Linked DNA regions of Homo sapiens: region 1 is linked to region 2. Evidence: read pairs that join two places in POLR2A ChIA-PET (ENCODE). Cell type or tissue: A673. All regions are shown on one strand. Links, peaks and the distances in the headings refer to the core of each region. The heading gives the core; the rest is flanking DNA.

Region 1 (7,624 bases), core at 1,659-6,658, 300 kb after region 2:
GACACAGAGCCAAACCATATCACCAGACAATCATGATGTTTGTGAATGAAGACAGTTTTACTTCTTTCTCTCCACTTTAGATACCTTTTATGGTCATGTGTCTCTTAATTGTGAGGATGCATTCAGAGAAATGCATTGTTAGGCAATGTCATCATTGTGCTAACATCATAGAGTATACTGCACCAAATACTGTAGGCAATTGTAACACAATGGTAAATATTTTAGTATCTAAACATAAGTAGAAAAGGTATAGTAGAAATATAATCTTATGGGACCCTCATTGTATATGTGGTCTGTCATCGACTGAAATGTTGTGTTACGTCGTATAACTGTATTTCTTTTCTCACATGATTGTACTGGTTAGACTCTTCAGTACTATTTATTTATGTATTTATTTATTTTTGAGACTGAGTCTCGCTCTGTCGCCCAGGCTGGAGTGCAGTAGCACGATCTCAGCTGACTGCAACCTCTGCCTCCCGGGTTCAAGTGATTCTCGTGCGTTAGCCTCCCGAGTAGCTAGGATTACAGGTGCCCACCACTACGCCTGGGTAATTTTTGTATTTTTAGTAGAGACGGGGGTTTCACCATGTTGACCAGGCTGGTCTTGAACTCCTGACCTCAAGTGATCCGCATGCCTCAGCCTCCCAAAGTGCTGGGATTGCTTACGGACATGAGCCACTGCACCCAGCCTACAATGTTGAATAGAGGTGGTGGGAGCAAACGTCCCTTTCTGTTGCTGATCTAAGAGGGCAAGCTTTCAGTCTTTCACCAGTAAGTATGAGATTAGCTATAGGTTTTTCACAGATGCTCTTGATTAGGTTAAGGAAGCCCCCTTTTATTTCTGGTTTGCTGAGTTTTTTGTTTTTTTTTTTTTTCAAATGAAGAATGAATGTTGAATTTTGTAAAATGCTTTTCCTTCCTTCCTTCCTTCCTTCCTTCCTTCCTTCCTTCCTTTCCTTCTTCCTTCCTTTCTCTCCTCTCCTCTCCTCTTCCTTTCTTCCTTTCTTCCGTTCTTCCTTTCTTCCTTTCTTCCTTTCTTCCTTCTCACTCTGTCTCCCAGGCTAGAGTGCAGTGGCTTGATCTCAAGCTCACTGCAACTTCCGCCTCCTGAGTTCAAGTGATTCTCCTGCCTCAGCCTCCTCAGTAGCTGGGATTACAGGTGCCCACCTCTATGGCTGGCTAATTTTCGTATTTTTAGTGGAGACACAGGGTTTCACCATGTTGGTCAGGCCAGTCTCGAACTGAGACTGTGCCTGGCTGTAAAATGTTTTTTCTATGTCTGTTGAGATCATGTTGTTTTTCTCCTTTAATTCATTAATATAGTGAATTAATTACACTGGTTGGGTTTCAAATGTTAAAGCAGTCATACAATTTTGGGATAAATTCCGTTTGGTTGTGATACATTCTATTTTTGGATAAAATTTTGCTTAGAATTTTTGCATCTACATTTCATCATGGATGTTGGTCTGTAGTTTTATCTTGTAATGTCTTTGTCTGGTTTTGTTATTAGAGTACTTCTGAACTCATAGAATGAGTTGGAAAGTATTCCCTTCCTCTTTAATTTTCTGTTAGGGGTTTGTTTAGAGTTGCTGTTGTTTCTTCTTTAAATGTTTGATGAGATTCATGAATGAAGCCATCTACACAGGGAGTTTTCTTTGTCAGAGAGTTTTAACTGCAAATGCAATTTCTTTGATAATGATACACGGTTATTCAGAATATCTATTTCTTCTTGAGTGAGCTTGTCTTTTAGTGCGTTTGTCCATTTCCTCTAACTTGTATTTATGGCATAAAGTTGTTTATAACATTTCATCCGTCTCAGCTCACTGCAACCTCTGCCTCCTGGGTTCAAGTGATTCTCATGCCTCAGCCTCCTGAGTAGCAGGGATTACAGGCGCCGGCCACCACACTGGGCTAATTTTTGTATTTTTAGTAGAGATGGGGTTTTACCATGTTGGCCAGGCTGGCCAGCATTTTATGCTTTTAATATGCATAAAACTGTAGTGAAGACACCTCTCATTTCTGATACTGATAATTTGTGTCTTTTTTTTTTTTCTCTAGTCAGTCTGGCTAGACATTTATCAACTTATTGATAATCTCAAAGACCCCTCTTTTGGGTTTCATGGCTTTTTTCTGTTTCATGAATTCTCACTTTAATCTTTATTTCCTTCCTTCTACTTTGAGTTTAATTTGTTCTTATTTTCTTTCTTAAGGTGGGAACTGAGTTTATTGATTTGAAATCTTTTCTAATAAAGATTTAATGCTAAAATTTTTCACCTCGTTACTGCTTCAGTGGCAGCCTGCAAATTCTGCTGTGGTGGTGTTTTAATATCCATCTCTGCTAATTTCAACACCTCTGTCAGTTCTGAGTTGGTTGTGATTATTCTTTTCATGGTGGGTCAAGTTTTCTTACAACTTTGTGTATTTGATTATCTGTGTTTGGGTGGCAGATACTGTGAGATTTACTTTGTTGGGTGCCATGTATTTCTGTAAATGTACAAATCTTGAGCTTTGTTCGAAGATGCAGTTAAGTTACTTGGAAGCAATTTTGTCTTTTGGAATTGTGCTTTTATGGTGTGTGTGTGTTTAAAAGTGGGTTTGGAGAGGTGCTCAATGTAGAGTTAATTGTTCTCTACTTCCAAGATAAAACCTTCTTGAGTACTCTATGCAATGCTCCTGAATTATGAGTTTTTCCAGTCTGACATTGGGCACAGGCACTATTCCTTGCCCTGTCTATGTGCGTCTCAAGCCCTGTCAAAACAATCCATTACGATGGTTCTTTGCCTGGCATCAGATAGTTTTTTCGTATGCATGTGCTGACCTGTACTTGGCTGAATAATCAGGATCCTCTCCTGATATATAACTCTTCCTTGTGTGTTTTTCTGTTCTGTGAACTCTAGCTGCTTTGTTCTCATCAGGCCTCTTAGCTTATTTCCTCAACTTACCACATCTGCTGAGTAGGACCAGCTATATAATTAGCAGGGCCCAGTGTAAAATGAAAATGTGAGCCTTTGTTAAAAAATTATTTAGTTTCTTAAAATTCTAATTTTAATCAGATCATTAAACCAAGCACTGCACCCTTCGGAGCTGCAGCTGCACAGGTTACATGCCTACCAAGCCAGGGCTACTGCTGTACTCCACTTCATGTTCCCTTCTCTGTTCCATGGCCCAGTAATTCTCTTCAAGGCAATAAGCCAAGACAATTGTAGGGCTGGTCTCCTTTGTTTCCCATCTCTCAGAGGTCACTGTCTTTTTTTTTTTTTTTGCTAGATATCCAGAGTCATGAAAATTGTAATTTTTGTCTGTTTTTATTTGTTTTTGTTTCAGGCAGGAAGAGAAATCCAGTCCCTGTTAACCTGCCTCGCTTGGATGTAGTTGTTTTTAATGTACATTTTGTTTAAGGACCTTGTAGTAGCTGCTTTTGTGTCAGACTAGGCAAAGATTTCCCTATTTGGCCTCTTGGCTTGGTGCCTTGTTTAGAGCTGTTTGGGTAAAATCTCTCTTGTATCATTTGCTGATCTGTTTTCCAATTTGTTTTCCTGGTAACCATCAACTCATTTTCTGAATTGTATCACTTGATTTGAAGCAAGTATTAGCTTCCTGCTTGAAACCACTCTACCCTTATTCTTCTTTCTGCTGCATTTAACTGCAAACTGCAATGGGTGAGGACAATTCTCTTCTTCCACCTCCTGCACAATACATCCCCTTGCAGTACAATTTGATCGGCATTTGTGCAGTAAGGTATTAACAGCTTTTCAGATATGCCCTGCCCTATTAGCAAGAATATACAGTGATACAAAAATGAATTTGTCAAGAGTTTTATGACTTCATGATCTATCGTACAATATTAATCCTGCTGCAGTGTTATTAAGTCATTTTTCATCTCCCCTCAAATTAATGTTGACGTTCTATTACTGGATTTGTTCTTGTCCCCAGATTAAAACATAAAGGAAAAAAGCCTTCCCTGCTGCAATATTAAAATTAATTGTAGGGTAAGCAGTACCTAGCTTGGTGAAGTAGATTCCTGCTGGAAAATTTATAATGGGAATTTATTTCTCTGCTTTCTATTTGTTCTTGTGCACAAAAAAGCACAATTGGAATATACTTCTGAGGGCACCAGGAGAACATAGCAAGGAGCAGGGGGTACATTTAAAGTACTGAGTTTCCTAAAAGGGAAATGAGGAATCAGTGGTCTGAGCCTAAGGCAACCATACCTAGCTGGTAGTTCCAGCCTAGAGGCTGATAGGGATGCTTGTGGTGATAGATGTATAGGTAGAACAATTTTGGCTGACTTAGGATGGTATTTTCTTCATAGGAATAGCGTGTTTCTTGTATTTCAAGACATTTGGGGCACTTAAACAAAAACTACAACATGGTGAGGTCAACAGTTATAAATCACAGTACGACCTTGTTCAGGACTCTGGAATGAGAAGACAGCTGTTATCTTTGTTTCAGATTTGGACTAAGTGATGCTGTTCTGTGAATATTCTCTTTTAAAAATAACTGTTTTCACCCATATTGAAGCCAGGATCATCAGCTTCATGTCTGTGACCACTGTAGTGAGATCTTAGGGTATTGTGATTTTTGGTCATGGTTAGGTAGGTGCTTTAGAATGCTCATTGTTACTGTGGGAGGATCATGGAATTCTCAGTAAGTTTTGTTATAAATTCTAAATTTAAAATTTGTAATATGTAAATATATATGTGTATGTTTTTGATGGGAAACACCAAAATATATAGTGTTTGACTCTGGGTGGTGGCTTGTGGGGAAATAATATTATTTAAAAAATTTTTCCTTGTAGAAGGTCAACATGAGTTGTGTAAACCGAAGAGTGTCTGAGATAAGTCTCAATTTAGGAAGTTTATTTTGCCAGGGTTAAGGATGCACCTGTTACAAAGCCTTGGAAGGTCCTAATGCCATGTGCCCAACGTGGTCAGGGCACACACAGCTTGGTTTTATATATTTTAAGGAGACATGATACATCAGTCAGTACATGTAAGATTTACAGTGGTTCAGTTTGGACAACTCAAAGTGGGGAGAGGGCTTCTGGGTCATAAGCAGGTAAATGACAGTTTCATTCTTTTGAGTTTCTGATTAAGGTTTCACAGAATACGCCATTTACAAGGATAGTCATTTATGCCTTAGTCTGGCTTAGTGAAACAATAGGGCAAAGGAAGCAATCAGATGTGCGTTTGTCTCATGTGAGCAGAGGGACAACTTTGAGTTCTGTCTTCTGTCTGTCCTTTGTCCACAAGGAATTTCCTTGTGGGCAAATGGTGAGGGAGGTATGTAGCTTTTTTTTTTTTTAATCTTTGTATGTATCTTATTTAGGGATAGAATAAGAGTCAGGTTTGCCATATGCAGTTCCCAGCTTGACTTTTTCCTTTGGCTTAGTGATTTTGGGGTCCCGAGATATATTTTCCTTTCACAGTTGTGCAATAAAAATGTAGCCAATTATATATATTTTTATATTTGTAAATGACATAAGCAGTGGAGCAGCCTTCTAGAGGGTGAAAGATGATGCAAATATAGTCATGTGTAACAATGTTTGCATCAAGGGCAGACCACATATGCAACAGTGGTCCCATAAAATTATAGAGGAACTGAAAAAACTCCTATTGCCTAGTGACGTGGTAGCCATCCTAACACAATACATTACACATGTGTTTACGATGATGCTTGTGTAAGTATATCTACTGTGCTGCCAGTTGTATAAAAGTATAGCCAGTACAATTATGTACACCACATAGTGCTTGATAATGACAAGAAATGACTATGTTACTGGTTTATGTATTTATTATGCTATCTATCCTTAGAGTATGGTATTTATTTTTTTAAAAAGTTAACTGTAAAGTAGCCTCAGGCAACTCCTTCGGGAGGTATTCCAGAAGAAGGCAGTGTTGTCACTGGAGATGATAGCTCTATACCTGTTACTACCCCTGAAGACCTTCCAGTAGGAAAAAATCCTTGTGGAGGTGGAAGACAGTGATGCTGATGATCCTTACCCTGTGTTGACTTAGGCTAATGTATGTGTTTGTGTTGCAGTTTTTAACAAAAAGTTTAAAAAGTAAAACAAAAAATAAAAATGTTTTAAAATAGACAAAAGCATATAGAATAAGGATATAAAGAAAATATTTTTGTACAGCTGTACATTGTGTTTGTGTTATAAGCTAAATGTTAATACAAAAGAGTCCAAGGTTTTAAAAATTCAGAAGTTTTATAATATAAAAGTTACAGTGAGCTAAGTTTAGAAGTAGAAGGAAAAAATATTTTAAACAATAAATTTGGTGTACCATGTGTACCGTTTATAAACCCCACAGTAATGTGCTAGGCCTTCACATTTACTGACCATTCACTTACCCAGAGCACCTTCCAGTCCTGTAAGCTGCCTGCATGGTAAGTGTCCTATACAGGTGTACCAGTTTTTATCTTTTTTTTTTTTTTTTTTTTTTTTTTTTTTGAGATGGAGTTTTGCTCTTGTTGCCTAGGCTGGAGTGCAATGGTGTGACCTCAGCTCACTGCAACCACTGCCTCCCGGGTTCAAGCTATTCTCCTCCTGCCTCAGCCTCCCAGGTAGCTGGGATTACAGGCATGAACCACCACACCCGGCTAATTTTGTATTTTTAGTAGAGATGGAGTTCCTCCATGTTGGTCAGGCTGGTCTTGAACTCCCGACCTCAGGTGATCCACCCGCCTTGACCTCCCAAAGTGCTGGGATTACAGGCGTGAGCCACCCCCCACCCCTGGCCCCATTTTTTATCTTTTATATGGTGTTTTTACTCTGCCTTTTCTGTTTTCAGATATGTTTAGATTCACAAATACCTTTGTTTTATAATTGCCCACAGTATTCAGTACAGTAACATGCTTATACAGGTTTGTAGTCCAAGAGCTATAGGCTATACCATATAGCCTAAGTGTGTAGTAGGCTATACCATCTAGGTTTGTGGAAGTTCACTCTATGATGTTCACACAACAATGAAATTGCATTTTTCAAAAGATAACCCCATTGTTCAGCAACACGTGACTTACTTTGGGCAGTGCAATGAAAAAAGCTGAAGGATAATTATTTATTTCATGATTGCATCATCCTTCACTGTAGGTGATTCCATCATTTTTCTTTTTTGGGTTATAGTCTTTTTGAAAGCACAGTTGGATATAATTGATGAGTAGTGGTAAACTATCTGGATGATGAAATGTTAACATGTTTCAAGATATAGGAAAAATAAGATCGCTAAACTTCCATAATGTGTCTTATATTTATAAAGTGAGTCTATTGGACCAATATGGTAATTGCAAGATAGAGCATGAAATTTCTTGCAGTGACTCAAAAGTATAAAGGTCATGAAATGCCAATTCTTACAATTAGTTAGAACTGCTGAGAAAGAAACTAAAACAAAAATTGAGTCAGATGAACTAAGTGTTAAGAGCTTTAAAGGTAAAACTGTCCAGGTTTCCCGTTGTACATATGAGAAGAGGGAGTATATTATCAGTGGCAGAGCCATGGGTTGGAATGGGGGCTCAGATGTGCAGTCTTAGCTTTCACATTCCCTCAGGTGGTACTAGAAAGCAAACTAAAAATTTGAACAACAGTCACTCCCTTGTGAGTTCCTCTATAGTTGATGGTAGG
Region 2 (7,624 bases), core at 1,777-6,776:
ACCAGAAGGCAGAGCCTGGGCCAGGAAGTGGGGATGGCAGTGGCTTTGCTAAAGCAAGGAGCCCCCAAAGCACCACCTGATCAAAAAGCCCAGTGAGGCAAAGGGATGGAACATGGCTCTCTCCAAGGCCCACAGAGCTAAACCCCAACTCTCAAGTAGGCTCAGCTTGGGGTTCTGGCACAGGCCTGAATGTAGGGGCCAAAGGGAGAAAATGAGGCTAAGGCACTGGATTTGGGCTGCAGTGGGCATCTGGGGACCCTGAGCCCTCACATAAGCATGGATGGAGGTAGGTGGCAGGGGAGTCCTTTCCACAGAGTGCAGTAGAAAAGCAACCAAACCTGGCCCAGCATGATGGCTCATGCTTGTAATCCCAGCACTTTGGGAGGCAAGGCTGGTAGATTACTGGAGGTCAGGAGTTCAAGACCAGCCTGGCCAACATGGTGAAACCCCAACTCTACTAAAAATACAAAATTAGCTGGGGGTGGTGGCTTGTGCCTGTAATCCCAGCTACTCGGGAGGCTGAGGCAGGAGAATTGCTTGAAGCCGGGAGGCAGAGGTTGCAGTGAGCTGAGATTGTGCCATTGCACTCCAGCCTGGGCAAAAAGAGCAAAACTCCATCTCAACAGAAAAAAAAAAAAAAAAAGGAAAAGCAACCAAACCTGCAAGAACTAGTTAGAGGCTCCACTCCAGCACTTAACTTGCCTAAGCCCCCACTTCCCCATATAAAACAGAGGCCAATAACATTAGGCTTACAGTGTCTTATTAAGTGAGATGACATTTAAGAAAGTATCATGTAAACTGTAAAGTTCTGCATAGAGCAGGACTTATTATTATTAGGTGCCGAACGACCCAAGTATGGCTTCAGGAGGTTCAAATTGGAAGTTAAAAAGCAGGCCATAATGCACCTATTAAACCAGTGAAAATAAATTAAAATGATAAAATCCATTGTGGCCGGGCTGTGCACAACACCAGCTCAAACTTTCCGTCACACAACCCGGCAGTGCGAAATGAGAACCATAAAACTGTTCCTATCCTATGACCTGTTAGGCAGTCTCACTTTGGGGAATAGGCCCCAAGGAAATAATTTAAAAGGAAAAAGTAATTCACATAAGGATATTCATGGCAGAGCTATTTAAAAGAAAGGGAAATTGGCTCCTACCCAAATGCTCGGCAGCAGAGAAATGGTGACCCGAACTCCAGCACATCGATGCAGGGGGTGTCCTGCGGCCATTAAAGTGACAGGTCTGAGGGCTCAGTCAATAGCAGGAGACGTGTGTAGGAGATAAAGGCAGCCGAGAAAGCAGAACAGACCACTGTTTACTGCTATGTAAAAATATATTGACAGGTATGGGCAGGGAGTTTAGAATGAATGGTTAATGTTTGATGGTCATTGGGCTTCTTTTTTTTCTATGAAGTTGTTTAAGTGGATAATAATAACAATAACAACAATGAAAGCAAATCAATGTTGCAGCTTGAGAGCTGGTGGGGCCTTGGCCCATAGCAGCACAGAAAGGGAGGGAAGGAAGGACAGCATTTCTGGGGGTCTCCCACAGCCTGGCAGACTCTGACCCCCTCCGACCTCGGGTCACTGTGGGTCCCTGGGTAGAGCTCCAGCTCCTGGAAAGCACCCCACCCAGCTGCAGGGGGAGATAGGGGTGCTGCACCCCAACTTCTAGCAACCCCTAAAGCCATCTCTGCATATGCAGTTACCTGGTTCCTCCAGGCCAGGCCTTGGCTTCTACCCAGGAGACCACAGGAAAATTAGCTCTGAGGTTAAAGAACCAGGGAGCAGAAATGTAAGGAGGACCTCATTCGCTTTATGGCCCCTCCATCCACTGACCTCCAGCAGCCAACTTTCACTGCCCCCCAGTACCCCCAAGGGTTGGGAGCCACTCCTCACCCCCTACACTTGTATTAGTGGGAACACGTTGTCTCCCGTTAACCAAGTATCAGCCAGAAATCTGGGAGTCATCCATGACTTTTCTCCTCCTCCCACACCCCACACCCAATTCACCAGCAAGCTCTGTCGGCTTGACCTTCAGAACCAATCAGGAATCTGCCCCCTGCGATGCCACCCTAGTCTTAGCCCCCACTCCCGAGGCCTGCCTGGCTTGTGACAGCAGCCTCCTGATAGGTCTTCCCTGCTTCCTCCCTTGCCTGCTGTAGTCTGTTCTCCACCAGCAGGCAGAGGATCTCATCTCTCCTCTGCTCTCCCTGTCATGACTCCCATCCTACTTGGGGTCAAAGCCAATGCGTTTTCAACAGCCTGCCATGCCCTCTGCCATCGGCTCCCAGCCCCACTTCCCATTCTACTGCCCTCCCCACTCCAGCCACATTGCCCTCTTTGTCAGTCTTCAAGCAGGCCTGGCCCCTTCCCACCTCAGGGCCTTTGCACTTACAGCCCCACCCCCTCCCCACTGCTTGGATTGCTCTTCTCCAGCTCTCCAGAGCCTGCTCCATCCCTTCCTTCAGCTGTCTTCTGAGAGGCCTTCCCTGAACACCCTGTTTAAGACAGCCCGCCCGCCCCCACCTCCATCACGCTCAATCCCTTTCCCTGCTATGCATGTTCGTAACACTCATCAAATCAACACCCTGCATATTAAATAGTCACTTGTTTATTCTCTTTCTGTATCCTTTTCAAAAGGCGAGCACCCCTGGGAGCAAAAGCACATTAAATCCCTTAAAGGGATGAACAATCTTTTTTTTCAAGCATCAATTCAGGAAACATAAAGTTTAGGAGCATATTTTCTTTAGCATCAGGTATATTTATAAATTGAGAAATGCAATACCTGCCCTCCTGCTTAAGTAGTCTCTTATTTTTTCTCCATCACTGAAGGGTTTCCTCTCCTTTTTTGGCTAAAATTTTAGAAACCACATAAGTGGCAGGCTCCATAGGATCTGATTATAATGCTGAGCCTCTGAAACAACTTTTAAATGACTTGAAATCGAGTAGGTGGGGGGAGAAAAAAGAAGGACTCAGGGATGGAGAAGGACAACTGGACCAGAGTTCAATCACGGCCAGGGACAGAAAAGCCCCTATCAGGAGATAGCTGGGGGCTGTGGATGCGGGAGGAGGGAGGCTGCCCCTTGGGAGGAAAATGGGGTCTGGAATGGACAGTGGGTGGGTGGCAGTAAAGGGCTTGTGCAAAACACCTGTCTCCAAGCCCTGTACAGTAGCTAGAAGGGAAGATTCTTGCTATAAACTTCCCCAAAAGGAAAATGGGAGGAGGACTGGAATTCTTCTACCCTTCCTCCTGGGCCAGGGTCTCAGTCTTGTTCCCTCTCTCTCCCGATATTGTGACACGTGCCTGTACACAGAGCCTCCCATGCCGCCTCCCTGGTGGCAGCCTCTGTGCCTCAGCCAGTGACAGCGGCAGCTTCCTGAGCCAGGCCTCGGTGATGGAATCACTCACTTAGCAAACCCTCCTCCGAACAGTGGTGGTCATTGCCTCCCACATGCCAGGCACATGGCTTCCCACACATTCCTCATTTCCCCTTTACCACAGCCCTCTGAGGAAGGTACCAGTATTAGCCCTGTCTTGTGCATGGGGTAACTGAGGCACAGTGCGACACCTGCCCATCATCACATGGTTAGTGAGCGGCCGAGCAGACCTCCACCCCAGGTCTGTTTCAGAAGCCTCTGCTCCTATCCTTCAGGCCACACTGCCTCCCTACGCTCCCACCTGAGCGAGAGATGGTTATTCATCGACTTCATTATATTTAGTTACTTGATTCTGAAATTAGATCTCGATGGTGTCATGGAGCCTGGCAAGTCATGTGTGACAGCTGACCTCAGAGCTGCTAGTTACTGACACCTCAGTGTGAAGAACTTCTCTGGTTACTCCCCTCCCGGGGGCGGGGGTGGGGCGCTGACACACCAGGGAAGGCAAAGGTGGGGATGGAAGGTGAGCTGTGCGGGATCACTTGCCTGACCCTTCCCAGAATCCTCCTCTCCAGCTGCCATGGCACCACCTCTGTGGAGGCCTGTGCCCTGATGGGGAGGGCAAGGTGGGGCCAAAAGAAGCAATCGGGGAGAAAGGAAGCCAGCCTGCTCAGAGGCATCAGCCCTGTGACCCTCAGCCACTAGGGCTACCCTTAGAAGGGAGAAGCACCTCCCAAGAGGAAGTGAGAAGGGCTGAGCAGAGATGCATGAAGGAGGTGACAGAGGTATGCAAAGGATGGGAGGAGCACCAGTGAGGAAACTGAGGCACATGAAGACGACCGGACCCTGCAAGGACTAGACACCTGGCAGCACTAGTCCAGTGCCCGGCAAACAGCAGGTACTTAATACGACCAGAGTTGTAGTTAGTGCAGGTGCTCAAAAGATTGCCTGGTTAGGACACCACAGAGCCCCAGTTTGCTCAGGCTGGGAAGTAAGCATGAGCACTGGATCGGAAGGCCGTGCTGGGGCTCTCCACACTGCACCAGCGCTTTTCAAAGGTGCCAACTCCCCTCTGGGCCTCAGCAGCCCCCCTGCCACTTGGCCCAGCTGGGGCCACTGTCTCCATGCACCCAGCCCAGCCCAGATCTGGCACGGGCGCAGCGGGTGAGCGCACGCCTGGCGCAGGCCCCAGTGCCTGGGAGAGAGGCTCCGAGCAGGCGGCTTTGTGTTTTGTGAAAACCAAATCCACAACTGAGCTCTCCAGCTGAGCAGGGCCTGCTGGGAAGGCTGGCAGACCTCCCTCCCTGTCCCCTACTGGGGCCCACCCTTCCTCCTCAGCCCCCCCCCCCCAGGAAACCTGGGCAGGACCAGCTGCCAACCCGGCTGGCATGGGGGGTTAAGGGGGATGGGTCTGGGCCCAGCTCTGGCAGTGCCTGGGTCCTACCCTGACCCCCTTCCTGCCTGAGTAAATTGGAATACAAATCAGAGGGAAACACTTTCCTCTGTTTGAACAAATTGCTACGGATTCCTCCCTGTCTCAGGTCAGGGCTCACGATGGGGGATATTTTCACTCGCGGACTGCTAATAGACTCAGGAGAAGCTGCTAGATCAATCGAGGCCAGGAAAATTAGCCAGGAGCTCCAGGCCAGCCTCGGCCTGCCCCTGCCCCCCCTCTTCAGGTCTCCTAGGAAGGGTGGTGGGGGCCATACCCAGGCTGGACATAAGTCCCTGACTGATGACCCAGGGTGCTGGATGCCCGTGCCCACCCCCTGCCTTGGAACCAAGAAAAAGGTGACCAGAGGCCATCTGGAGGGGCAGCGAGATAAAGGTGGACCCAGAGAAGCCCCTAAAGAGGTCTGTAGGACCCCCTACCACACATATACATAGTTCCCTGCACATACATATTATCGTGTGCAACATCATCACCCATATACACACCTACAGCACACACATGCCAGTGTATATTACATGCACAAAAAATACAAATAATGTGCACTTGCACGAGGCAGAGAGAACTGGAGGAACATGTTACAGCTTCTGTTGAGGTACCAAGTGAGAGCAGTTTATCTCATACCAGTGGTCCCTATACACAGATACACACACACACACTGATCTCCAACAGAAGAGGAGGAGGGGACAATGAGGGCATGAAGCCCACCCTCACCCCAGCCAGGCTTTGCAGCCCCTGCTCCCTCAAGTCTCCAGAAAGGAGGGAGTGAACCAGACAAGGGTGTCAGTGCTTTGGGCACATTGGGGCATCCCTCAGTAGCAAGCTCCTCCTAGTATCCCTTGAGGCCACTTTGCCAGCAGGCACAGTAAAGGAGGTGCATGGCTTGATCAAAAAGAAAGCTACTCATGTCCCCTGCTTACTACCCTTGCCCACATCACACACACACACACCCCTCTGCAAATGAGAATCTAGATCTGGCTTGGAAGATGGATGTGGAAGAGAGAGTAATCACTGGCAGATACAGCAGGGCCACCAGCTTGGTGAGACCCTTCACCTCTGGCCGTTGGTTTCTGCCTCTAAAAACTGAGCAGGTAGGCTGGGCGCAGTGGCTTATGCCTGTAATCCCAGCACTTTGGGAGGCCGAGGTGGGCAGATCACCTGAGGTCAGGAGTGCAAGACCAGCCTGGCCAACATAGCGAAACCCGGTCTCTACTAGAAATACAAAATTAGCTGGGCGTGGTGGCGGGTGCCTGTAATCCCAGCTACTCGGGAGGTTGAGGAGGGAGAATCCCTTGAACCCAAGAGGTAGAGATTGCAGTGAGCCAAGATTGTACCATTGCACTCCAGCCTGGGTGACAGAGAGAGACTCTGCCTCAAAAAACAAGCAAACAAACAAACAAAAAACTGAACAGGTAGAAACAGGCAACCTCTAAGCCCTTTACCTTTGACCTTCCATGATTCCAGGCTGATCCCCCTCTCTGCTGTGTGGCCTGAGAACTTCTCTTGTTTTCTCTGGGCTACAGATTTCTCTCCTGACAAATGATTAGATTTGCCCTAAGATTCCCGCTGGCTCTGTCACTTTATAAGTCTGTGATTCTAGATCATCTCTGTCTTGTTCTCTGCTGTATCCTCAGCACCTAGAACAGAGTCTGGCACACTGCGGGGGGTTCAATAAATACTGAATTAGTTAATTAATCTCAGGTCCCAGTTATTAGTGAAGAGAGAGAGAGAAATATACAACAGGGTAGAAGTGCTGCTCTGAGCCGGACTCATGAGGCTCAGGTATATTCAGGGGTGCAGGCCACTCTGGTCATAGCCCATGGCTTGGCTCCTGGGCAGGGAAGTAGACAGAATGCAGTCGACCTTATTACCCTCTAACCCCTAACAATTGTTTCACCCAGAATCCTGCCTACAGGGAGAAGGAGCAGTCTTCTAGTCTAGACTGTCCCCACCTCTATGTTGGTTTTAAATTCAGTGGGATGGAGAACATGGTGCCTCTCCTGGCAATGCCCAAAGGACCCTGTAGATTCTGGGTGTGTCCTTAGTGATGCTCAACCCTGTCCTCCGCAGGTATAAGGCATCCTTCAGGGAGAGCCTGAATTCTATCAGGAGAGTCTTGGAGAAATCGACACACTTGGATTCTGGCCACAAAATCCAAGGAAGTAAATGAGCAGTGAGCAGGTCTGGTGGCTGCAGGCAAGAGTTTACAGCCTGGAATGGAGGCTTGTACATGCAGCCCTGAACATGAGATCTAAAAACAAAGAGCTCCACACAGCAAGCTGGCTCTGAAAAAGCAAGACCATGGCTTAGGCAAGATGTAATACAGACTGTTGCTGCCCCACCTGCACCCCCTCTCCTAAACACTTCAGTGCACCACCAGCCAGCTCCCAATTGCCAATGCCTGCGGGCACCTCTCTGCCTGAGGGCCATCTCTGGCCACTAGAGCTTGCGCTGCCTGTGTGTGCAGTGGTTTAGGAGTACCGGGAATTAACACCCCCAGGAGCAACCTCACCCAGTGACAGAGGCGGGGTGGGTGTATACATGCCCTAGTTCCCTCACCCCATGGTGGGATAACTCTGAAGTGTGTTTCACAAAGCATGCCAGAGTTCCCCCAAGGGACACCGATGTAACTGACTTGATAAGGCATCTTTCACTGGCTTCCTTTGCTTCCCTGTCTCGCTTCCCCATTCCTCTACCAGAGTTTCCTGGACTTACCTCCCAAATAATTACAGCATTCAGCTCCTTATCTCAGAGTCTACTTCTGGGGCAACCCAAACTAAGACTATGAGTCC

What was found. ChIA-PET counts read pairs that join two places held together with the same protein. Peaks named below come from ENCODE experiments on the same cell type or tissue, not always from the same donor. Only the 100,000 strongest peaks of a DNase experiment are listed, where the experiment ranks them.
Region 1: POLR2A ChIA-PET joins it to region 2 with 8 read pairs; 2 of 35 experiments call an interaction of 5 or more read pairs at or near these places.

Annotation. Positions count from the first base shown.
Region 1 is chr6:37,976,917-37,984,540 of GRCh38, forward strand. All of the region lies in intron 2 of ZFAND3 (zinc finger AN1-type containing 3), which reads left to right. Among named protein-coding and RNA genes, the nearest start is that of ZFAND3, 160 kb to the left of the region's middle. In A673, for the core only: no CTCF peak of the experiment used is centred there; no DNase peak of the experiment used is centred there; H3K27ac peaks cover 1,926 bases.
Region 2 is chr6:37,676,277-37,683,900 of GRCh38, forward strand. The region is part of intron 1 of MDGA1 (MAM domain containing glycosylphosphatidylinositol anchor 1); the gene reads right to left. Among named protein-coding and RNA genes, the nearest start is that of MDGA1, 18 kb to the right of the region's middle. In A673, for the core only: no CTCF peak of the experiment used is centred there; a DNase peak (open chromatin) is centred at 4,535; H3K27ac peaks cover 413 bases.